Linked DNA regions of Homo sapiens: regions 2 and 3 are each linked to region 1. The links are chromatin loops, found by intact Hi-C in ENCODE. Cell type or tissue: IMR-90. All regions are shown on one strand. Each heading gives the region's core, and the rest is flanking DNA. Links, peaks and the distances in the headings are about the cores only.

Region 1 (8,192 bases), core at 1,627-6,626:
CCAACTCATCTTTCTCTGGACGTGTGACTGACTTAGAAAACTATGAAATCCAGAACCCAATACAGGCAACCTCAACTTCCGTGTGTGTGTGTGTGTGTGTGTGTGTCTACACAAGAGAGAAGGACTACCCTCCTCTGGGGCCAATGTATTTTCCTTCTTTGCTCCCTCATATACTCTTGGGCAGCAGCAGTCTCTTATGAATCTTCAAGCTTATCTCTACTTTCTCAGTATTTATAGGGTAAATTTTCCCAAAGATGAAAAGGAGAAGCCAGAACACAGGGAAAACCATCGCGGTCACTCCTCTGGTTCCTTCTACCACTGCCCCAGCTCAAAGCTCTGCTGCGATGCAGATCATGTTTTTCCCAGAAAATGTAAACTTCTTAAGAAAACTGACTATCTTCTACAACTCCAGCACAGTGCTAGGCATACAACTAATTTCTGCAAGACAGTGTAGAAGCTAAGAATGGGCTCTGCAGCCAGTCACCCTGAGCTTGAATCTTAACTCCATCACTGTCAGTTCTGTGACAGTGGTAAGTACCAAACCTCTCGACGCTTCTGCCTCCTTATTTGTGAAACGGAGATAGTGATGTTATCTACAACACAGGTATGCAAATACCTACAATACATGCAAAATACCTGGTATGTAACATGCTATGTAGTATACGCAAGAAGCATTAGCTGTCATAATAATTTAATACATATTTATTGAGCTAATTATGGGTAAACGCAAAATTACAACATAAGACAGTCTTGTGCTAGGTACTTTTTCATACTCATTGAAAGCATTTACAGAGCCTTCTCTGTGCTAACTGCTGAGGGCACAAAGATGAGTAGCACTTGGGGAGATGATGTCACTTAGGAAGGTATTCTTTTCTCACTTTTTCCCTATTACATTTGATATTGTAAGGTGTCTCTGATGAGGTGTTAGCAGGTATCAAATCTTTAAGCATGTCTCCTAATCCTTTTGGACCTCAGTTTCCTCAACTGCAAAGCCAGGCGGTTTGGCTACTTGATCATCTAGCTTTAACATTGTATAACTTTATGATCATGGAGATTTGTTTGTAAAAAAAAAAAAAATTGCACTTCTGTTTCAGGGGTTTTTCTTCCACTCTTCTTCTCATGGACTAGGAAACCTGGGGACTTATTTTTGAGGTCACAAAAGAGGAAAAACCGAGACTCCTCAACCCAGACCCAACCACTGGCTTTGATGACATCAGGAAAGAGGGAGGAATGTTCTCTTCAGACTTGGGAAGCTGGCAGGCGACTCTCCTGGAGGCTGGTGTGCTTGAGGTCTCTGAGGGGGGCCCAGTCGCAGCCCCTATAGACCAGGATAGAACAATGAGATGTTTTCATGCCAGGACCTACAGAAGGAACCATTCATCTCTTGCTGCTTCAGGCAATAGTCCAGCTTCTCTTGGCAGGGAGCAAATCTATGCCAAGATTCACTGAGGTTTTGGTGGTCAACTGGATGGCAGCAGACCCTCTCTTTCTTCCTGGGTCCATTGAACAAATAAAAAAATTAATAGTTGATCAAAGTTGAGCCATTTCCAGGCTCCTGAGGCATTTCAATGATCATTATAGTATTATATCATTGAATAAGTTTTCAAGTACAGTGCATTAGGTAGGAGGTGGGGGAAGAACTTAAAAGGAACAGCTCTGAGGAGCTGCTTCATCTCGGGCCAGATGGGAATGGACTGGGATGTGGGTTCTCTAGACACCAACATCGACAACAAGGAGCTCTCAAGCACACAGATGCCTCCGCCCCCTATCAGTTGCACAGGGTTTCTCGCTAAAGCAGTTTAGAAAAACAATTTAGACATCTGAAGAATAAAACTCTAAGGGTATAGGGCTCCGTGACTTCTTGCCAGAGCCAAGAAGAAGCTGGCTCTCGACCTCACCTGCCATCACCATTCAAGGCAGACAGAGCCTTCAAAGTGCTTAAAAGAGATGAGTCAGAAGTCCAAATTCCCTTGCTCTCTCTCAGTTTTCATCAGCACCACAAGAATAGGCTGGAATTTTACTAAACGACTGAACACACACATTGCTAACAATGGATTCGTTACAGACTGTCCAGGGAAAACAGGAGAGAAAAAAATGAATGGCAGTGTAACCCCAGTTTCATATCATGGCAACCCTGTACAAACAACTCTCAGCGCAACCACATGCCAGTTCTCATCTTCACCTCCCAGACCCAGGTAGTCCTCAAGAGACAAAGCTCAGGAGCTAATCTCAGCATCTGATGGCAACAAAATTACCATTAAGCCTCTTGCCAGTGGGGCCAGCACTCACCAGGAAAAACTTACTCTGTTAGATAAAAACCCACTGCTGGGCGTGGTGGCTCACGCCTGTAATCCCGGCACTTTGGGAGGCCAAGGCGGGTGGATCACCTAAGGTCAGGAGTTCGAGACCAGCCTGGTCAACATGGCAAAACCCTGTCTCAACTAAAAATACAAAAATTAGCCAGGCTTGGTGTCAGTTGCCTGTAATCCCAGCTACTTGGGAGGCTGAAGCGGAAGAATCACTTGAACCTGGGAGGTGGAGGTTGCAGTGAGCCAAGATTGCACCATTGCACTCCAGCCTGGACAACGAGAGGAAAAAAAAAAAAAAACTCACAACTTGCTTGAAAGGGATAATTCATTCTCCCTACCTTTACCCCAAATATGCATGTATACATGCCATGTTTTCTGAAAAGGAATGATGTTTGTTATTTCTCTATTGGTGGAGATAAGCCTTGTTCTGGCATTCCTGGCAAATGCTCAGGAAACAATGTCCTGGTTGTTTTTTAAAGGAGAGACTACTTCAGAAGGACTTGGGGAGAGAGATCTTTTGTACGATTTCTCTTGGAAGATGGGGATGGAGGCTGCAGCAAGGCAGACTTTCAGAGAGAAGAGTATGGCACAAACCCCGCATGGGAAAGACCAACTCCTCATCCTGTGCATCATTTGTACCTTCAGCCCGGTCAGGCCCAGAAAGACTGCATATCCAGTGCAAGCTGGTGGAGATGCAGCCTTTGGTTTCATAAAGCACAGGGTGTTTTGCTCATTCATATTTGGGGGCAAGAGCTTGTGCATTTTTTGGCAGCCATAAACCTTGCCATATGCTGATAGAGAGAGTGAGGGTTGAATTAACACGCTGCCTCATCTTTTGGTGGATCACAGCTGAGTCATATCCATTTTGACACTCAGAGAATATAAATAGAAAGATTTTGGGGACAGAAATGAGAAATCTATACATCTTGGACTTTTTCAAGTTCTTCTGGCTAGCATGTGCTGTTTTCCTTAGCAGACTTGCCCATGATGAAACAAAGTCAGAGAAAGAACAGCCTTTGCTCAAACTTTTGAATGTCTTTGATACATTAGATTGGAAAAGACTGTTTGAAAGATAGGGAACAAATATGTTTTATTTCATTGAACTATGTGTGTGTCCTGAGCCAGTAGTGGCAAGAAGGGGGAGAAGCCTATGGATGATGCACGTAAGATTAAAATCCTGCAGGGTTTTTCCCCATCCTGGTGCCTTCACAACCTCAAGTATGGGGAAGCCAGAGTCATGCAGTGATTTATGCACCAGGAATCCAAGCTCAGAAAGCATGCAGGCATAAGGCCAGGCACTGGTGATTTCTGCTATTTTGCACTCCATGGTTTCTTGAGAAAATGGTACGTCACTCTGTTTGTTTTCTTGCTGTTCTTCTGAGGTGGAATGGAACATAAAGCTTCAACATGTTTTGTACCAAAATGGTTATACTAAAGAGGTCTGGCATATAGTTATCCTAAAGGGGGCTGCCCAAGAGGAGGAAGAAGTGACCAGCAATGTCTCATTAGCAGCCATAGACCTGGGAGACTCAACATGTCAAATATGTCAACAAACATTTCCTGAGTAGTCACTAGAATAGCATCCATTTAAAAGGCATAGTTTCTGCCCTGAGGAGCTTATAATATGTGGGGAGCAGGGTAAGAGATAAATACTTAATAAGCAGAAGATAGTAAAACTAAAGACAAGCAAGGCAGAGGCTTTCTAGAAGTTTGCTAGAATAGAAGTAGAGATAGGAAAACTCACAAGGCCATTTAGACTCAAGAGTAGCCTTCCCTCTGGAGGTCTAATTTAATTAGCACTATCACTGGGCAATTACTAAAATTATTCATCAAGGGATGGAATTTAAAACCTTCGAAAAAAGAGGGGTGGGAGTACATGTGTATATGTGAGAGAAAGAGAATGAGAGAAGAGAAAGGAAAGGAGAGAAGAGAAAGAGAAAGGAGGAGGGAAGATTAGGGAGGCAAAGAAAGGACAAGAGAGAGCGGAGGAGGGGAGAAGGGATCCCTAACCTAGATTGAATCCCCCAATGCTCAAAACCACTGAGCACTTTCTACTCTCAGAATTGTTAAAGTCACTGTCATCCACAAATGCTTTTAAGATTTTGAAATATATGAGAAACATTTAATGTGCTTCACAGAATAAGCTAGATAAAAACGGTCCTTACACTGCAACTGCTGGCACTCCCCTGGGCTGTCTGATGGTACGAAGTTTTGAGCACACACACGGATGATAACAAGCCTGTAAGGCTTGTCAAGAAACTTGACTTTTCAGGTGTTTGAATAAAGAAGACAGCATATTTTTGTATTCATCTCGGTTAACAGATATAAAAGATTAATTATGTCATTAAGTAGTATATAATTTTCAAGCACATTTAATGTCACTGCATATTTACAGTAATTTTCAAAGGAATTTTGCATCATTATATTATTCCCACAACAAGATTTTTTAAATGTTTTTCTGAAATTCTATAGTTCTAAGAAGAGCTCTATGTACCTTCTTGGAGCTTCATCCCAACGTCAATTTAGGAAGAAGCGTAGCTAATGTTAAAACTCTACACGCATGGGTTTACATTTAGACACCTGCATTCTCTCTGTCCATCTGTCTCTCCCTCTCTTTCACAGATTTGAGACACAGGAACTAAAACTGGACCAAGGCTCCTAGTAAGGATCACAGAATAGAAGTATTTTGGTTCAATTCCCCTCCCAAAAGACATATAAAAGTTTAAAAGAATGGAAAATTAAAAAATTTACAATCCCACCTTCTTTAGTGAAAGTAGGATACAGCCACAACTCTCAACCTCAGTTTCTGAGGATTGGATGCTAAGCAGAGTGAAAGTGGGACCTAACTGAGGGAAGGCATAAGAATAGCCACAAGCCTCTATAGATTTCTGGTAGGATATGGAGTTCTCCAAAAGGGGTGGCCCAGCAATTGCCTGATAGAAGTGTCAGGGCCTGGAACTGTGGGCAGGGCCCGAAAGCCTCCCTGTGTCCAGTTCCAGGTTGTGGAGCATTTGGCAAGGCTGCCTGATACTTAGCATACAATGTGTCCATATAACAGAGAGGAGGTCCCGCCCTCTGGCTGCAGAAGGAGCACCAGTGGAGGTTGGGTTTATAGCAGTGACTCCATGCCTGCTGGTAAACAGTTCTCAGCCAAAGATGATTCCACATCCCAAGGAGGCATTTGGCAATATCTGAAGATATTTTTATTTGCCACAACAGGTATCAAGTGGGTAAAGGCATAGAGGCCAAAGATGTTCTAAACATCTAAAAGTTGCAGAACTTTCCCTTGGATTATACAGCCCCAAATCTTAATAGTGCCAGGGTTAGGAAGCTCTCTGATCTTGGACAAATCTCTTAACTTTTCTTAGCCTTAATGTCCTACTCTGAAGAATGGGACTAATAAATAGCTTCTTGATTGAGTTGTTAGGCTGATTAATTCAGACACATGATTTATATGAAGCAATATTTTGCACAGTGCTTGACACGTTGTAAGTATTCAATAAATGTTGGCAACTATTGCTTCTCTCTCTCTCTCTCCTCTTCTCTCTCTCTCTCTTTAAGCAAGTATAAGTACATTTGCTTGGCTCTATGTCCTATAGCCCATCCTTGACACTATTCTGCCTTCACAAACACCTTTAGCAGAATTCTCAGTTCTCCAGCACTTTCTAAGGGTAGCCTACCTCACTGGTGACAATTCTTTGAGAAATGTGCTAAACGTGTGCAGTTAGGACAAGGGAAGTTGGATTCAACTGATTGGTCCAGCACACTACTCTGATTTTTGGAATAAAGATCATAACCCACCATTCCAGCTTTACATAACCAAACCAGAATAAAACCCAGGCCAGCTAAACCCTTGGATAATTAATTGTTCTTGGGTATGTTTCTGGATCATTGAAAATTTGAATGTGTAAGCACCAACATTTCTATTTTAAACATTTGTAGAAAATATTCCTAAGATGAATTATAAATTTCTCTGTATTTTTAACGAGTATATTCAACAGTTTAAGCTTTCCTTCATGACTCAAGATCATTACTACTAACATCAATTATTACACATGCTTTACCACAGTGGTGGCCTCAGGATCTGCTGAAGTTTGTTAGCTCTTTATCCACATGCTAAATAGATCAAGGGCGCTGCGCTTTCTTATCTTTTGTTTACACTAATTAACAAGGGTTTGTTTTCCTGCTGAATTCTTTGTTTTAACATTTCTAACTGGCTGTTCTTCATACATTAGCATAATGCCAAGGGTGGATCCGAAATTTTAGGGAACTGAAGCTCAGACAATTGTTGGTTGTTGGGAGGAGGGACTCTTAAAAAAAAATACAAAATTACAAATACAAAATTAGATACCAAATTGGACAGTGGGCATATTCCTGGAAGACATTCCTACTCTGGTTACGCTAGCAATAATTTAATAATACACAGAAGTAACTATAAAATATACATATATATTCCAACAAACCCTAATTGACTTCTACTTAGCTAGAGCTCAAAAAACGCCTACAGCCTCTTCAATGCCATCTGACATGAGGTGATGTGTGCTGGAGGGCAAGTCAGAGTGGCAGCAGGCAGTCTGAACCAATTGTGGTTAAGATATCTTACCTTTGGAAATTTTACAAAACCGTGTGACCTAGTGAACACGTTAGTGGGTCACTTACTGTGGACCTGCCTTCCTAATAGTCTGATGCAGTATTACTCTCTTCTGAACTAAAAACCCAAAGCCAACCTTGACAGAGTTTTACATGAATTAAGAAAGAAAAGGCTCAGAATAAAGACTGACGTACCTACTTGGAATAAAGCAAAGAGCCTTGCATGCATAGAGTTTGAGACATATGCATAAAATGTCTCTTTGGCTTATCTCTTATTTCTAGCTGTGCTTCACCAGGTGAGGAAAAATGAGCCAATCTCTTAGAGTCATTCTTTCCCCCAAAAAATCTTTATGTTCTTTCACTGGAGCAAGATTCCTGATTCCTATACAGTGATGTATTTACTAAACAGAGACCTATACAGAAATTACATACTATCCATCTACATAGGTTGTTACACTTTTGCCTGTTGGTGGGATAGTTCCATTTATCAAGTTTTATACATCAAAAAGCTTTGAATTTCACCAGATTGTCCATTAATTCTCCTCTGAAAAAGTGGCATTTAATTTCAGCTATTATACTTTAACAACATTAAAAAGCTTCCGCATTACGCTTCTTCTCTGCAAAATGGCATTGAGCAGACAGAGCTGAGTCCATTACCCCACCCAGATTTATATAGTCATATTTGAACAACTTTACACCAGAGAGCTGGGACAGTTACTCCTAATTAACACAGACTTCTTACTCTGAGAGCCCATCTTCTTGGCCACATTTTACATAGCCAGTGAAGACATGCCAGCAACTGCCCTATATATAGCTTGGCATTAAAGCACCAGGTCTATTTGATGGTAGTGGCAGGCACTATTACTTTATATCCCGGTAAAAGGCAAATTTTAAAAACTGCCACCTGGAGATTAAAAATCAAGGGCACAACGTTCTGAGAACTGAGTATTGAGCATTCTGGTATCCCAAATGATGTGAATATTATCAGAAACCAATGGCGAATGGTACCCATGTTTCCCAGCTAGGGAGATATTAACAGAATGATTCAAATCCCATTACTAAATCCACATAGCCCTGAGGTTTTCCTGTAAAGTGTGTATCAAAAAATATGAAGTTAGGGTGACAAAGTTTGACAGTGATGTTATACAAGTCAAACTTGGAAGGTCATAGTAAGCATATCTATGCTGAGAGAAAAGCATCAAATCCTTTGTGTACACATTTAGTTGTATCGTAACAAAGCAACTTGTACACTTTTAACCTTTAAAACTGAGCATCATCTTTCCTTTCCTTCCA
Region 2 (8,192 bases), core at 2,114-7,113, 160 kb before region 1:
TTTTATGGGTTCATGTTGTATAAAGAGTTAAAACTGGAAACAGTTTTTATGCCACTTGTCTTAGTCCATTCAGGCAGTTATAACAAAGTATCATAAACTATGTGGCTTATAAACCATAGAAATTTTTTTCCTATAGTTCTGGGCGCTGGGAAGTCCAATATCAAGGTGCTGGCATATTCAGTGTCTGGTGAGGGCTGGAGTTCTGGTTGGTAGATGGTAGCTTCTTGCTGTATCCACATGTGGTGGAAGAGCTGGCTGGCTCTCTGGAGTCTCTTTTATAAGGGCACTAATCTCATTCATGAGGGCTCAGCCCTCTTGACTTAATCACTTCCTAAAAACCCCATCACCTAATACCTTGGGAGTTAGGATTTCAACACATGAATTTTGAGGTGATGCAAATATTTAGACCATAGCACCAATAAATTATTCCACAGCAATCAATTGTATAGCTATACCATAATTTCACCAGTACCACATGGTTAGCATGAAGTTTTGTTTCTTTGAATGTTAATAATATTGGGATAAACATCTCTGTAATTATCTCTGTATATTCTAATATTTTATGAAAGGGAAGAAATATTTTATAAGTGTTAAAAAACTGTTCACCCAAATGCATGAAAGTGAAAAAGAAACAAACACTTTGCTCTAAATCAGTAGTTGACAGGCTTTTCTTGTAAAGGGGCAGGTAGTAAATATTTTAGGCTTTTTGGGCCATACAGTCTCTGTCAAAACTACTCAGCCATGCCATCATAGCACAAAAGCAGCCATAGACAATCCATAAATGAATCAGCATGGCCATGTTTCAACAAAATTTTATTTATAGACCCTGAAATGTGATTCTCATATAATTTTCATGTGTCATAAAATAGTCTTCTTCTTTTGATTATTTTCTAATCATTTAGAAATGTGAAAACTACCTTTAGTCTGTGTGTCATACAAAAGCAAGTGACTGGTCCTTTCTTGCTCCAAATCATCCATTCATCCTTAGAGACATAAGCCTACATCTGTTTCTAGCCACAAAGTTATAGGATTGTGAGAATTCTCTTTCCAACCCTCCCTTCTCCTGGATTTACACACACACATACACGGACATACACTCCTGATTACCCCAAAGTCCTTTCCTAGTAAGCTGGCCACCCTCTCCCAGAGTTCCATATGTTCAAAAATTACTTCTATTTTCTTTAATTCTATTTCTTGGAGCATCTGATTATCTGACTGAATTAATTCACATTAAAGAGTGATTAGTGGGGATCAACTCTCCCTTTGAGAATTTCCATTTAAAAGAACATGTACCAGTGAGGCTAACGGAATGTTGGGGAAAACATTTTTGAGTGGCTGGATACCCAGCTCTTCATTTAGGAAGTTGATTTTGGTATTATAAGGCTTGCCAAGTAGGCTAAGATGACTTATCTACTGGTGCTTACAATCTAATCAGGGAGGCAGAACAACTGTGGTACAAGAAAAAATAAAAATTCAAATCAGAGGCTATTAACTGCCAAGAAAATGATAAAGAAATTAAATGACTAAATTATGATAAGGACAAAAATAATTGCTCAATGTTACCAAGCCTAGGCAGTCAGGGACATTTGTCTGCATGTTGGTAGACATAGGACCTTGCCTTCTTCCTCTCATGGATAATGGCTTCACAATATCCTCAGGGTCTTAAGCCTTTTATCCAGTTGAAGTCACTACTTCATGGTTTTACTTGTGCATAAATGATAAAAAGAAAAATAAAATTTAAACAACTTGAGCTTAGAGGGAGTTCTTGAGCCATTTACTAAATTTCTAGAGATTTGTAAAGCTCCAAACAAAATGCATTCATGAGTCCTTTAGCATATGACTGAACCTGGAAGTTTCACCACTAATTCCAAGGTAACCCTTGGACAGGCAAAGAGAAATAGGGCAATGGAGGGTTGATGTGACAGCATTTCCTGCAAAGGTATCCTCTCACCAGGTAGGCAAAGAAAGATAAGTTACCCAGACTTGAAATTGCAAGAGTCTTTTTTCCTAAAAATCACATCCTACACCCCTGGGGCAGTAAAACCCTTCTCTGAGGTCTCATAGAAAGGTGGTCTCGGGAAACTAAAACAAGCTTTGACCCAGGGGCTGCCAGCCAGCAGGTTTTCTCTTGTGGCAGTGTTTGCTTGCCATTCATCCAACCCTGACCAGAGGCTTCAAAAGCTGGAGCTCAGCTCTACCCAAAGCATAGTGGATGCTGGGGGACAGGTCTGCCCATGAAATGCCAGGAAACCCCAGAGCTAGGAGAGGTAGCTTAAAGGTCAACATCTGGGCATCAGGGTGCTTCTTAAAGCAAGTGGTGAAAAACACATCTTACCTCTATGTTCTAAAAATTGCTGCCCAAAAATCTTTGTCTTTAGTCACCCAATTTTCATTTCAAAGCCAAGTGCTAATAGGATATTAAAATAATATGCATATTACTAACCCAGGCTATGGGCAACTGCTGCTTGCTGCAAGCCCTTGACATTGCCTCCCTGTATCTAACCATGGTTCTGCTTAGTCTGGCTTCCTGCCTTTGGCAATGGCCAGGGTTTGATTGTTCAGAGAAAGGCAAATTGCCTAGTTAATTAAAATCTGTACTTTTAAAAACATTTTTCTCTTATATTGCCAGGCGAAGTTAAATGGGTACAACTTTCTTTTGAAAAGGCCAAAAATAAATTCTGGGCTTAAACATTGTAGATGAAATTGCTGCCTTAAATTCTAAGTTGCAGAAAAATAAAGGCTTATCATGAAAATTGTTATTTAGCTGTAACTGTGGGGGTGTAGGTACAAAGGGATTATTAACCTCCTTTATAAATGGGTATGTCAGGAACTTTGAAGGAAGACCCAGAGTTTAGTGGCCAAATGCCAGTGTGTGTTAAATATTCACAGTGAACTCTTCTCCCTTTGGTAATTGTAATTCTACGTCTGTTTCTAGCCTTTCTCACCTTGGTTATAGCACTCTGCTAGGGTCACATGGATTTCCAAAATCAACTGCAAGGGAGTATTCTGAATTCCTGTTGATAAATAAATTATGTTCCAATTACTGGTGCTTTTCTGAAATGTTACTCAATGAAGGGAAAAAAATTAAGCTCCTGAGCTCAGCATATCTTATTTTGCTATCGACCGTATTTCTGTGTCTGTGTTCAAGTAACTAACTCCTCTTGGCAACTCAAAGGAGAGCTTTAGGTAAACAAGTCAAACTATCTTCTTGTTTATACCTTTTTTGGAGAAAAAGTGAGAGTGCTGTAATTTTAAAAAAATTAGAACAGTAACAATGTCATCTTGAATTTACAAAGTGCAGGAGTTCTCAGATCTGTGATTTCAAGTCTTCCAACAACTCTTTTTGGGTGGGAGTAGTCAGGAGTCTGTGCTGTGGTTGAAGCCCAGGTTGGCCGTCGGGAGCTGAAATAGAGGCCAGGACTCCTGGCTCCCCGTCCAGACTCTGAGGACCCAGGAGCCTCCATGGGTACACTCAGAGGCCACACTAGATGCAAAAAGAACCATTTACAGAGAAGTGAGAGGTTCTCAAAGGTATGTGTTTCAGCATTTAACAAGGAATTTTACCTGGGGGGTGGTATTCATTCAGAACCTGGCTACAAAGCTTGAAGAAAAAAGAGCCAGAACTAAGGAAACCTGTGCCTGCCTTAGAAAGGCAATGAGAAGTCTGTTTGTGTCTTTTGCCCACTTTTTAATGAGGTTAATTGCTTTTTGCTTGTTCAATTGTTTAGGTTTCTCATGAATTCTAGATATTAGACCTTTGCTGGATATATAGCTTGCAAATATTTTCTCCCATTTCATAGGTTGTCTGTTTACTCTGTTGATTGTTTCTTTTGTTGTGCAGAAGTTCTTCAGTTTAATTAGGTCCTATTTGCCAATTTTTGTTTTTGTTGCAATTGCTTTTGAGAACTTAGTCATAAATTCTTTCCCAAGGTCAATGCCCAGAATGGTGTCTCCTAAGTTTTCTTCTGGAATTCTTATACTTTGTGGCCTTATGTTTAAATCTTTAATCCATCTTGAGTTAATTTTTGTATATGGTGAAAGGGAGGGGATCAGTTTCATTCTTCTGCATATGGATAGCTAGCTATCCCAGCACCATTTATTGAATAAGAAGTCCTTTTCCCATTGCTTATTTTTGTCAACTTTGTTGAAGATCAGATGACATATAAGCAGCCAACAAACATAGAAAAAATGCTCAACATCATAATAATCAGAGAAATGCAAAGCAAAACCACAATGAAATACCACCTCACACCAGTCAGAATGGCTATTACTAAAAAAAAAAAAAAAAAAAAAAAAAAAGACAGATACTGGCAAGGCTGCTGAGAAAAGTGAATGCTTATACACTGCTGGTGGGAATGTAAATTAGTCCAGCCACCGTGGAAAGCAGTTTGGAGATTTCTTAAAGAACTTAAAACAGAGCTACATTTGACCCTGTAATACCATTACTGGGTATTTATCCAAAAGAAAATAAATCATTTTACCAAAAAGACACATGCACTTGTATGTTCAGTGCAGCACTATTCACAATAGCAAAGACAGAATTAACCTAGGTGCCCATCAGCAGTGGATTGGATAAAGAAAATGTGTTATATATACACCATGGAATACTACACAGCCATAAGAATAATGAAATAATGTTATTTGAGAAACATGGATGCAACCTAAGTGAAGTAACCCAGAGATAGAAAACCAAATACCACATGTTCTCACTGATAAGTGGGAGCTAAACACTGGGTACTCATGGACATAAAGATGGCGGCAGTAGACCCTGGAGGCCACAAGAATGGGGAGAGAGGGAAGGAGACAAGGGCTGAAAAACTACCTATTGGGTACTGTGCTCACTACCTGGGTGATGGGATCATTCATATCTCAAACCTTAGCATCACACAATATGCCTACTTAACAAACTTGTACATGTACCCCATGAATCTAAACTAAAAGTTAAAATTATTTTAGAAAGAAGAAAGGCAATGACATGCAACAATAAGCAGTCAGACTGATATTCACCCCATACCCTGACAACTCCCTTCATTTATTCTCAATCACACTTGGGGTGCTTCTGCAGGAAGGGAATGGAGGAGGTTTGGCTCTTGGGACCACTTTCTGTGTCTGTGATTATAGATTATAATGTTAATTTCTGGTTTGGTTTTTTGGGGGCTAGGGGGAGAAATTAGTTTTCTTTAATTTTTTCTCCTCTCTGGAGCAAAGCTGTTTTTCTCTCATTCTTTTTAAATAATTTCATTGTCAATGAAAACACAAAAGACAGTTGAAAGCAATTCAAAATAGGGAATTTTCCACTGGGGAGAAATCAGGGAATAGCATAAAATGGCTTCTTGCCCTTTTCTTCAAATTCCATATTCATATTAACAGCAAAAATGGATGGTTGGGGGGCAGCCGTCTGCATCTGTTTTGAATCATCCTTGTTTCCAGGCCTCAGTCTCTTCCCACACTTCTCCAAACTGTCATCAGGTTTAATGGCAAGGCAGCCTTGGGCGCTGCACTCCACCCTCAGAGACCAGTCAGAACTCTCAGTGGCCCTGAGTGCTAGACCTTGGAATTGGAACCATCTTAGAGATCATCTGGTCTTGGAATTTCTTTACCCCCTTCTTTAATAACTTGGATTGAACATTTATAGAACACTTACTATGCACCAAGGAATGTTTTAAGTAGTTTGTATATATTAGCTCATTCATTCATCACACAGCCCTATCAAGTAGGCACCATTATCCCCACTTACAGATGAAAAACTGGGGCACAGAGAAGCTGAGTCATTGACCAGGATGGCCTTCTACAGGGTGGCAGAGCTGCCTTTCCTCGTTACACATTCTGCATTCCAGCCAAACGTGCTGTAGGCTCTAGGTCTCCATCTTAGGCCTCTGCTCACTCCTGTTCCTTTTGCCTGGAAAGCCTCCACATCTGGTCCCTCCCCTAAACTCTGCATTGTCCAAATCCTATATAGCCTTCAAAATGAAGGGCGGATGCTGTCTCCTCCAGGGAGCGACTCCTAATTGCCTTTAGCTAGGGTCAATCTCCTTATGCTGAAATAGCGAAGTACTTCCATTGTACTGTGTGGCATGTGCCATATTCTGCCCTGCATTCTAGTTATGTATGCATATATTTCATTTTTTTAAACATAAGATAAGCTCTCTATGGTAGAATGCATGTGTGATGATCTCCCAGCTCCCATATCACCTAGTGCATTCTGTGGCACACATTAGATAATGTCTGTTGCTGTATTTACCACATGGTACAAAAAATGTGTGAATGATTATGCACATCATAGGTAACATTGCTTCATGAGCAAATGCCCTCTTTGACACATTGCAATCAGGCTCCTATAAAATTGCATATTTATAAAATGAATATTTACATGTGTTAGTTAAATGCGATGCAGTTTTTCCTAAGTGGGGAGGCATCTGTGTGATGTATAAACTTGCAACAACAGAGCAGCAGATCTGAGGACCCCACGTATACATGCGGGGTGCTGTCTGCCTTGGATGAGCTGGTCATTGCATGGCTTCTCTGAATGCTCTTGTGTGAAAGACAGCTTTTCTCTTGAGTCTCTACACTATCATTGCTCTTTCTGGGCCCATGAACTTTTGAACCAGGCGGTGGGGCTCTGCTCAGAGTAACTCTCACCCACCAATGTGTCCACATTGCAAGTGGTATTCACAGGCCACAGAAGCGTCACTGCTTAACCATGAGCCTTGAGACTCAGCCACAGCTCAGGCCACCACCCTCAGGATGCAAAACACTTCCTCCCATACATAAAGCTACACAAAGTCATTATTGATGACACTCAGCCACATGGGTAAACTTACGAAGGAGTACACTTTTTCTAATTTTCATGTAAGTATCAGAGAAACAATCAGGCAGAGAGAGCAATGAACACAAAATATTTTGATATGATCATTTGACAGGGTCTTAGATAGTAGGTATCAGCTTATAATAGAATTTAAATCACCTCCCAACCTCAGGCTTACACGGTTCACAGTGCAATACTCCCTGAAATCAGTAATGTGAGGGTGCTTGATTCTGGCTACGTATCAGATTTCCTGTGGAATTTCACACATACCCATACACACACACACACACACACACACACACACCAGGCTCTCCTCTTGGAAATTCCACAATTCCAAAAAACTGCATAGTTCATTCTGATGTGAAGCATGGGTTGAGAATTACTGTGACCAAATGAGACACAAAAATAATAGGTCACTCAGTCCCAGGCTGTGTCTTTTGCTGTTGCTGCTTTTTAATCAAAAAGGCTAGAGAGGCATCTCAGTGGGAACATTAGTTCTGCAAGTGACAAGACTTATAATATTTCATAACTATAGAAAACAGCGGGTGGCTATGATTTCAACAGCAGAAGTAAAACATTTTTCCATAAGCACAAACCAAAATATGTAAAACCCTACATACCCCAAAGAAGAGGAAAAATAAATTCAAGATTGTGAAACTTATATTCTGTTTACATTAGAATACCATTAATTAATTATCGACAATAGTTTAGTTTTAAAATAAAACCAGAATGGAGAAGACTCATTATTGCCTGAGACTCTAAGGAAGGCAAACTGTTGTTTACTGAAAAATTTCATGAACCATAGTCTATAGCCATATGGAAAAGCTAGTACATTATATTTTACAGCATGTAATTGATCTACAATATTATCTTCAATTCATCCTCATTAATTGGCTTTTCCATGAAACAGAAGGGCTTCCCCTTGCCATCTTTGATTTGGCAGATGTGGCTGGATTTCATGCTGTCAGGGTTCACCCTATGTACTCCCCTATAAATGTTCTTTTTCTTTCTGACACTTCACTCACTCCAGAGATGAGCCTTCACACTGTTAACAATACTTTCATATCCCTGTCTGCCCTGGAAGTAGATTTTGGTCTCTACCTTTCCAACATAATCAAAGTTTACCAGTCCCATGTTCCTTGATTTCAGAGTATCCTGTTTCCCAGACTCTGTTAAGGAAATGCTAAAGTGTTTTGTAGAATAATCTGAGAAAATGGGATCTAATAACAAAATACATCATATTTCCAGGGTACAGATTTGAGTTCAAAGGGATCTTCTGTCAATAATGCCTTAGCCTAAAAGTGGTACTCTGAAAGTCAGAATTCCAGGCACTCAGAGTTAGGGGACTGATGCAGCTTTGGCAAGACGGGTCGCTCTCAAATCACAT
Region 3 (8,192 bases), core at 1,420-6,419, 110 kb before region 1:
GTGGTCTCTAAGTAAAAAGAAAAAAGATTAAATTATATTTAGTAGATTTTATTGGGAAAGGCATGTAATTATATAATTATACTATATTATGACATTTTTGGAGACTTCTCATTTAAAATGGCTAAAATTTTTAGCTCCTAAGAGAGTTGGCTTTTGTTTTCCATATTATATACTCAGTTATTCATTTGCTCATTTAGTTTTGTTTTTTGTTTTTTGTTTTTTTTTTGAGACAGTCTTGCTCTGCCGCCTGGGCTGGAGTGCAGTGGTGCAATCTCGGCTCACTGCAACCTCCACCTCCCAGGTTCAAGTGATTCTCCTGCCTCAGCCTCCTGAGTAGCTAGGATTACAGGCTTGCACCACCATGCCTGGCTAATTTTTGTATTTTTAGTAGAGACAGGGTTTCGCCATGTTGGCCAGGCTGGTCTCAAACTCCTGACCTCAGGTGATCTGCCACCTTAGCCTTCCAAAGTGCTAGGATTACAGGTGTGAGCCATCGTGCCCGGCCTCATTTAATTTTTAAAAAGGTATTTATTAAAAAATGAAAATTGTATATATTAATGGTTTACAACATTTTTTTAAGGAATTCAATAATTTATTGAGAATAAAAGACAACTATACAATTGTAAACAAATTATTAACAAAAAATCATCTTTGTATCTTTCGGTATCTTCATGAAAACTTCAAATAATAATCATACTTTCCTTACCAATTGTCTTTTTTTTTTAACTTTTATTTTAGTTCAGGGGTACACACATGCAGGTTTGTTATATAGGTAAGTTGTGTGTCACAGGGGTTTGGTGTACAAATTATTTTGTCACCTAGGTAGTAAGCCTAGTACCCAAAAGGTAGTTTTTCCAACCTCACCCTCCTCCCTCTCTCGACCTTCAAGTAGGTCCCGGTGTCTGTTGTTCCCTTCTTTGTGTCCCAACATGGTATTTTGATATACGAATACACTGGGGAATGGCTAAATCAAACTAATTAATATATCTATTACCTCACATATTTATTTTGTTTTGTGATGAGAACATTTAAAATCTATTCTCTTAGCAATTTTCAAGTATACAATACATTGTTACTAATTCTAGTAACCGTGTTGTACAGATGTCCTGAATTTATGTTTCCTGTCTAACTGAAATTGTGTATCATTTGAAGAACATTTTCCAACCCCTCTCCCTGGCTCCCCCTACCATCACCCTGCCCTAGCCTTGCCCTAGCCCCTGATAACCACTATCCCACTAGTTGAGTTTGACTGTTTTAGATTCTACAAAGAGGTGAGATCATGCTGTATTTGGCTTTCTGTGCCTGGCTTATACCACTTAGCATAATGTCTTCCAGGTTCATCCATGTCATTGAAAGTGACAGGATTTCCTTCTTCTCTTTAAAGGCTGAATAATATTCCTATGTATGTATGTATGTATGTGTGTATATATATATATATATATATATGTCACATTTTCTCATCCATTGATGGACACCTAGGTTGATTACATATCTTGGCTATTGTGGATAATGCTTCATTTGCTCATTTCCTTCCTTCCTTCTTTCCTTTCTTCCTTCTTCTTTTCCTCTTTTCAGACAGGGTCTCACTATGTTGCCCAGGCTAAACTCACATTCTAGGGCTCAAGCAATCCTCCCCGCTCAGCCTCAGAATAGCTGGGATTATAGGCACATACCACCATGCCCAGTTTATTACTTTCTTATAGCCTGCAAAGCATCGTGATAAGTGTCAGGAAAAAATAATATGGTTCCTCAAAAAGTAAAATTTGTGAGTCTGGAAAAGCAGGCATCTTGGGTTTAGAATAAAGGTCAGAGATTTAGATCTGGATTTGGAAGCCACTTGAATAAAGTTTTGGTTGAAGCTATGGATTATGGTGGAAGGGGTAGAGAAGGAGACAGGGGCAGCTCGGGAAAGAACTAGGTGGTGAGCTCACTCTTCAATGATGGATAAGGCTAATATTACTATATTGCAGATAGGATGTACATTAATCCTCCTAAAAACTAGAATGGACTACGAATTGGAAAGTTTAGACATAATAACGGACTAAATCTCCTTTGGAACAGAAACTTTGCCTAAGGCCAATACCCCTGTCGCCTCCCTCCCCACCACCAGGGACTCCATCTAAATGCATAATTAGATAAAAAGGAAGAGTTGCTGAGGAAGACAAACTTGACTGAGCCTCAGTCTTGTAAAGCAATTAAGTAAATGTCACCACAGAGCGGATTTTAGCACTTAAGGTTTGACTCTGATGATTAAGGCTCTCACCTACTCACAATGTGAAATTCTACAAAGTAAACTGGGGCTATGAAATGTTTTGACACTTGTTAAGAAGAAATACCTTCTAATTATTCAGTGATTGATATGAAAAATGAATACAGTGCATTCAAATATGTAATTTATAGTACATTAAAATACAGAAATCTGAGAGAACAAAAGTGTCTGATTTTACCATTGATGTCTGTGGGTAGAAAGGAAGCAGTAATCAAGATGGCACATTCTGACTATTCTGTGATTCCAGTCTAAGCCTTCAGTTAAGTCCTAGGAACAGCAGAGGTGTACCTTGTTTAACTAATTCACCAAAATGTGTTGATGCAAGGCCCTTTGGCAGTTGCATGGGAAACACAAAGGCCATCAATACTTAGCCCTAGTTTTGAAGGAGATTATGAGTAGCTGAGGTAGGTACAAATGACTACCTCAGAAGGCAAAAGGTGATTATAAAGTGCCTCTGCATATCTCTTGTTCCAACTTTTGAACAAATCATCCAAAGAATTTGGACCTTACATAGGAAGTAAGCAGTACCCAACATGTAATTAACAGCAACTTCAACAGTAGTATTTTTTTCTTTAACGTATCACTACTACTTATCAGATAACTTTTTTTTTTTTTTTTTTGAGTCAGAATTTTGCTCTTGTTGCCCAGGCTGGAGTGCAATGGCACAATCTCTGCTCACCGCAATCTCTGCCTCCCAAGTTCAAGCGATTCTCCTGCCTCAGCCTCCCGAGTAGCTGGGATTACAGACATATGCCACCATGCTCAGCTAATTTTGTGTTTTTAGTAGAGACAAATTTTCTCCATGTTGGTCAGGCTGGTCTCAAACTCCCAAACTCAGGTGATCTGCTCGACTCAGCCTCCCAAAGTGCCGGGATTACAGGCGTAAGCTACCAAGCCTGACCTATGGGGTGCCTTTTTAACCAGGAGCAGACTACATCAGTATGTAATTAAAGCTACAACCTTATAAGTGCTTCCAATTAATTGTCTCCAAAAGCAATTTCTACATAGCCCAATTGTGAAAATCAAAGGTACCTGGCTGAAATATTTCCTGGGACACAGTAGGCAAATTTGTTTTAAATTTGGTACAGACAAACTGAGTTGTATATTTACAATGTGAACTAACTGCTATCACTTGAAACTTAAATTTATCACATTATTTAGACAGACATAATTAGTAGAACTCTTCTTTGGAGGTTGAATGCTCCCGGTGATAGTCATGTATGCATCTAGAAAGCCCAGGAAGTAGACTTCTGCCAGATGACAGCCATCTGGTGGCCCTTTGGTAAAATGATGCCTGTTTTTACATCACTGCCCTTTTAACCAAGAAAGCTACTTGAGACATCTTGAATTGGAGGAAGGGTCCACAATGCATCGAGTAAGTATTTCCTAGTGCAGGCCAGGATGGCTCTTTTAAAAACCAACTTTATGTCTCAGAACAGTTTAGATTTACAGAAAAATTGTGAAAATAGCACAGAGTTCCCATGTACCATGTGCCCAGGTTCTCCTATTATTAACATCTTACATTTTGCGGTATACTTATTAGCACTAAAGAAACAAAATTGATGCAGTGTCAATAACTACAGTCCATACTTTTGTTCCCATTTCTTTAGTTCTCACCTAAGGTCCTCTTTCTGTCTCGGATTCCATTTTGGATGCGAATGGAAATTGGATGTGTCCTTAGACTCCTCGTGGCCGTGGCAGTTTATCAGGCTTTCCTTGCTTTCAGTGACCTGAACAGTCAATTTCGGGAGTACCAGTCGGATATTTTGTAGAATGTCCCTTTATTGGGATTTGTCTGATGTTTTTCTCATGACTAGACTGTGGTCATGGATTCTGGGGAGAAAGTCACAGATTCCACAGATGCCATTTTCATCACATCATATCAAGGATAACATAGCATCAACATGACTTGTCACTGTGCTGGTGATCTTGAGCACCCGGTTGAGGTACTGTTTGTAAGGTTTCCCCACTGTAAAGTTACTCTTTTGCTTCTTCCCAGACTATACTCTTTGGAAGGAAGTTACTATACACAGCCTCAATTAAGGAATTGGGAGTTACATTCCATCTCCTTGAGGCCAGAGTATCTCCACAAAATATGGAATTTTTCTGCTTGGGAGATTTGTCTCTTTTATACTATTTATTTATTCAATCATTTATTTATAACATGGACTCATGGATATTTATTTTGTATTTTGAGATATAATCCAAATGCTTATTTATTTATTTTATTTGTCAAATTGTTCCAGCTTTGGCCATTGGGAGCTCTTTCAGTTGGCTCCTGTGTTCCTTTGAATATAGTCTCATCATTGTAAGTTTTGGCCTTTGTTTTGTTTTAGAACTTGCTTATTTTCTGGCTCTACAGGGTGCCCTAGGTTCATCTTGTATATTTTTTTGCTCCAGCCCTAGAATCATTCGTGTCTCCAAGAATCCCTGGTTCTTTTTATTGGATAATGGCCTTGGAAATCAACACCTGGGCACCAAGTATGCTTGCTGCTAATAAGATATTAGGGTGCTATTTTGATGTTCAAGTACAAGTTTGTTCTCATCTTCCTAGAGATTTTCACAGACCCATTTCTCTTTTCCTACTAAATTCACAGCCTGCCCCTCATCCGCTCGGTAAACTCCACCGTCTTCTCTTAGCTATTCATTATCTGCAACTCCTTCAGGACCAAAGCAGCGTTAGAAAAAGCCACCAGAAAAATGAACTCCTTCAGGAACTTGTGTCTCTTAGAACTGATCAGTAGGTATCCCTAGAGAAAATCTGATCCCTTTCCTACCTCTAGGCAGGTGTTTCAGTTCTGATGCACCTTTTAGCTCCTTTTAGCTGCACAATCAGGTATCTACCCTTTAAGAAAGAGGACCCTTTCTTAATAACCAGAAACTCAGCTCAAAATAAATAATAAGGAAATAAAACAATAAGCAAGTATTCTTATAAATGCTCAATAATAAATATGACTAACTACCCATTTCCCTCATAAAGCATTTTAAATGTAAAAGAAAATGTTCTGAATTTCTTTCCTCTGTTGATCAGGCAGCACAGAATCTGCTGCTTGTGTTTTGATGTACTCTGATCTGGGAACCTGTCTGATTAAAGCTATGTTCCCATCCTGCAGAGTTAAGGGCATTCATTGGAAATAATGTATTTTAATGACCAATGAGCAGATGCTATTATCCTGAAATCACATTTCCCATCACTTGGCTGGGATTTGTCTCTTTTTGACATTTGCGTCCTTTTTAAGATTCAGTAGAGACTTTTAACTCCAACAGAGCTCCAAGAGGAGGTAAATGTGAGGGTTTTAATAATTCAACCTTGGAGATCTCTCTAGAAATCAGGACTTATTCACAATGTATTAAGATCTCTTTCTGATCTGCTTGCCAATTCACTGTGCCAGGTCACAGGTATTGGCAGTCTCCCCTATTTGAACTGACATTACCTACTGGAATCACCTGGCAGACTGCCAGCTTGGGACTTCTTGCATCCACTTACGACTTCCTGCAGGAGCCACTGAGAACCTAGATCTGGCTCATGAGAGCAACGTGTCGCACCCTTGAGGAAGGCAGACCCAGCCAGTCTTCTGAAGCAGTCTTCCACCTGGCATTTGAGTAACTGGGGTCTTTTAGGCAATTTAAACAGTTCCTCAGCTTAACCCAGAGGCTCATTGTTCTCAGGTGGATTTTGTTTTGCTTGCATAGTTTCATATTTTAAATTAAATGAGCTGCCATTATTTCAGAATCAAGAATTTCACATAATTTTTCAAGTTTTTTACTTCTCCTGAAGAAAGAAAACAAGCTGGTGCCATTGGACCCCACCTTGCCACATGAAAGTTCAGTAGTGGCTGCCTTTTGGAAACTAGCACTGGGTGAACGCTGACTCTCCGTCATGCATCGCACTCCAGTTTTGCAGAGTGACTGCAGTGGGTTCCCATCTGCGCCACTTAACCTGTGAAATCATTGCCAGCCCCTAGGGGCATCAGGGTTTGTGCCTACTGGCAGGGAATTCAAAGGCTACTCGTCCCTCTTGTAACTGTTTGTCCAATCCCTAAAAACATTGCACTTAAAGCCCTCAAATTTTAAAGGAAAGATAGTTTTCAGATTTGCAGGCTTAAATTAGTCCAAATAGGATTCAACGCTAAATCACTGTGCGGTTCTAAAATGAAAAGTTATGACAGACAGGTTCACCAACAGATGTTAGTAAAGATCTATCTTAATCTCCCTTTAAATGAGGCTTTTTTTCCATGTGAACTTTTCATAACAATTTATCAACAGATTTACCCCATTTAAAAGAAAATCCAACATTGAAAGCTCAAAATTTACACAAAAATTACATTAGGATATGTTTTCTCATTTATTCTCAAAATATTTATTCATTGTACACTACTATAGGCTAGGCAATGTTCTAGGCATTGATTTGTTTAAACAATAATTTATATTCAGTAGCACAAGGGATAATCAGGTGGAAAAAATATAAGCCATAAAACTCTAAGAACATTAAGACTGTGTGTGTGTTTCTGAAAACATGGAATAGTTAGAGGCCAATGGATCAAATACATACCTATATACTAAAAATATTTTAACATATACTTATATAATAGATGTTAATGCATTTTATATTATATGCATTTATTTGTATATTTGTATAAAATGTATTACATATATTATATATTCATTTATATAAAGTTTTTTTTTCTAAAGAGGTCTCATTTTGTCACCCAGGCTGGAGTGCAGTGGCCTGATCTCTGCTCACTGCAGCCTTGACCTCCTGGGCTCAAGCCATCCTTCCACCTCAGCCCCCCAAGTAGCTGGGACTACAAGCACAAACCATCAGGCCTGGATAAATTTTTCGTATTTTTTGTAAAGACAGGGTTTCACTGTGTTGCTCAGGCTGGTCTTGAACTCCTGAGCTCAAGCAATCTGACCACCTTGGTCTCCCGAAGTGCTAAGATTACAGGCCTGAGCCACTGTGCTGGGTCATATATAAAAATTAAAAGGCTATCCACCAAGGTGACAAATAATTGTTCTCTGTGTATAATAGGATTACAACTGAACTTTTTCTTCCTTTTTACTATCTATATTTAAGTCAATTTTTCTTCTACGATGAACCTATATACTTTATTTTTAAAGAAATAATTTATAAAATTTGTATTTGTGTCAAAAATGCCAAAAGTACTGGAATTTGAAGAGGAAGTGCCCCAAGAATAAACCTTCTGGATTCCGGTGTTTTCAAGTCAGTTTCCAGTGGCAAATAGCACAAGTTTTTTTACTTAGTAGTGGGAGATCCTGGATCTTGAAACATGTGCTGGGTAAATGGAGGATCTAGTGGGTGGTCAGGGATGGACAGAAACTACTGGATGGAAGAAAGTCCACTTGGCAGATAGACCATGATTTCTGACCATGGCATCAAGGGACAAGTGAAGGTCATCCAATAGAACACTTTAAGAAGATCCAACACAGAGAAACAGGGAGTGCCAAACAGTGTGGGTGGTACCCGGGACCAGCAAACGGGGAGGGAATCAAAAGCATTCATTATGCACGTTTTATGTGACAAGTGCTAAAGTATGTGATATTTTTATGCATCATAATGAGGAAACAGGCTCAGAGAGGCAAGGGAAACTAGCAAATGGTGAATGCTGACTCCCTGTCACGCACTGTACAATGTATTTCACAGACATGATGAAAATTGCCAAGATCACACAAGTAGTGAGTAGGAGAGTTACAGTTCAAATCAAGGTTTTCTGATTTCATGGCCAATGCTTCTTCCACTCACTATCCCGCCCTTCCTCTGCCTCTGCACCATGAAACATCATCTCAGGAATCCATTCAAGCTATAAGCATGGCGGGGGGGTCTCCTCCCAAGCTGCCCTCTGATGAGGCTGGCACTGGCAAGGCCTCTCAAGGAGAAGAGCTTCCTGAGGACCCCACAGAC

What was found. Hi-C counts contacts between places; a loop is a spot of excess contacts. Peaks named below come from ENCODE experiments on the same cell type or tissue, not always from the same donor. Only the 100,000 strongest peaks of a DNase experiment are listed, where the experiment ranks them.
Region 2: it touches region 1 in a loop (2.0-fold over the local background); 2 of 110 quality-filtered maps call a loop at or near these places.
Region 3: it touches region 1 in a loop (4-fold over the local background); 6 of 110 quality-filtered maps call a loop at or near these places.

What each region holds. Positions count from the first base shown.
Region 1 is chr14:51,438,360-51,446,551 of GRCh38, reverse strand. It overlaps a transcript of FRMD6 not described here and the pseudogene SETP2. Among named protein-coding and RNA genes, the nearest start is that of LINC02310, 45 kb to the right of the region's middle. In IMR-90, for the core only: no CTCF peak of the experiment used is centred there; DNase peaks (open chromatin) are centred at 3,211 and 3,551; H3K27ac peaks cover 2,638 bases.
Region 2 is chr14:51,595,166-51,603,357 of GRCh38, reverse strand. FRMD6-AS2 (FRMD6 antisense RNA 2) reads left to right here and starts at 3,406. Exons shown (of 3, transcript NR_051990.1): 1 at 3,406-3,531. It also overlaps a transcript of FRMD6 not described here. In IMR-90, for the core only: no CTCF peak of the experiment used is centred there; DNase peaks (open chromatin) are centred at 4,207 and 5,587; H3K27ac peaks cover 570 bases.
Region 3 is chr14:51,550,500-51,558,691 of GRCh38, reverse strand. All of the region lies in intron 2 of FRMD6-AS2 (FRMD6 antisense RNA 2), which reads left to right. It also overlaps a transcript of FRMD6 not described here. Among named protein-coding and RNA genes, the nearest start is that of FRMD6-AS2, 45 kb to the left of the region's middle. In IMR-90, for the core only: a CTCF peak has its summit at 3,547 (motif pointing left); DNase peaks (open chromatin) are centred at 3,541 and 4,151; H3K4me3 peaks cover 716 bases; H3K27ac peaks cover 1,327 bases.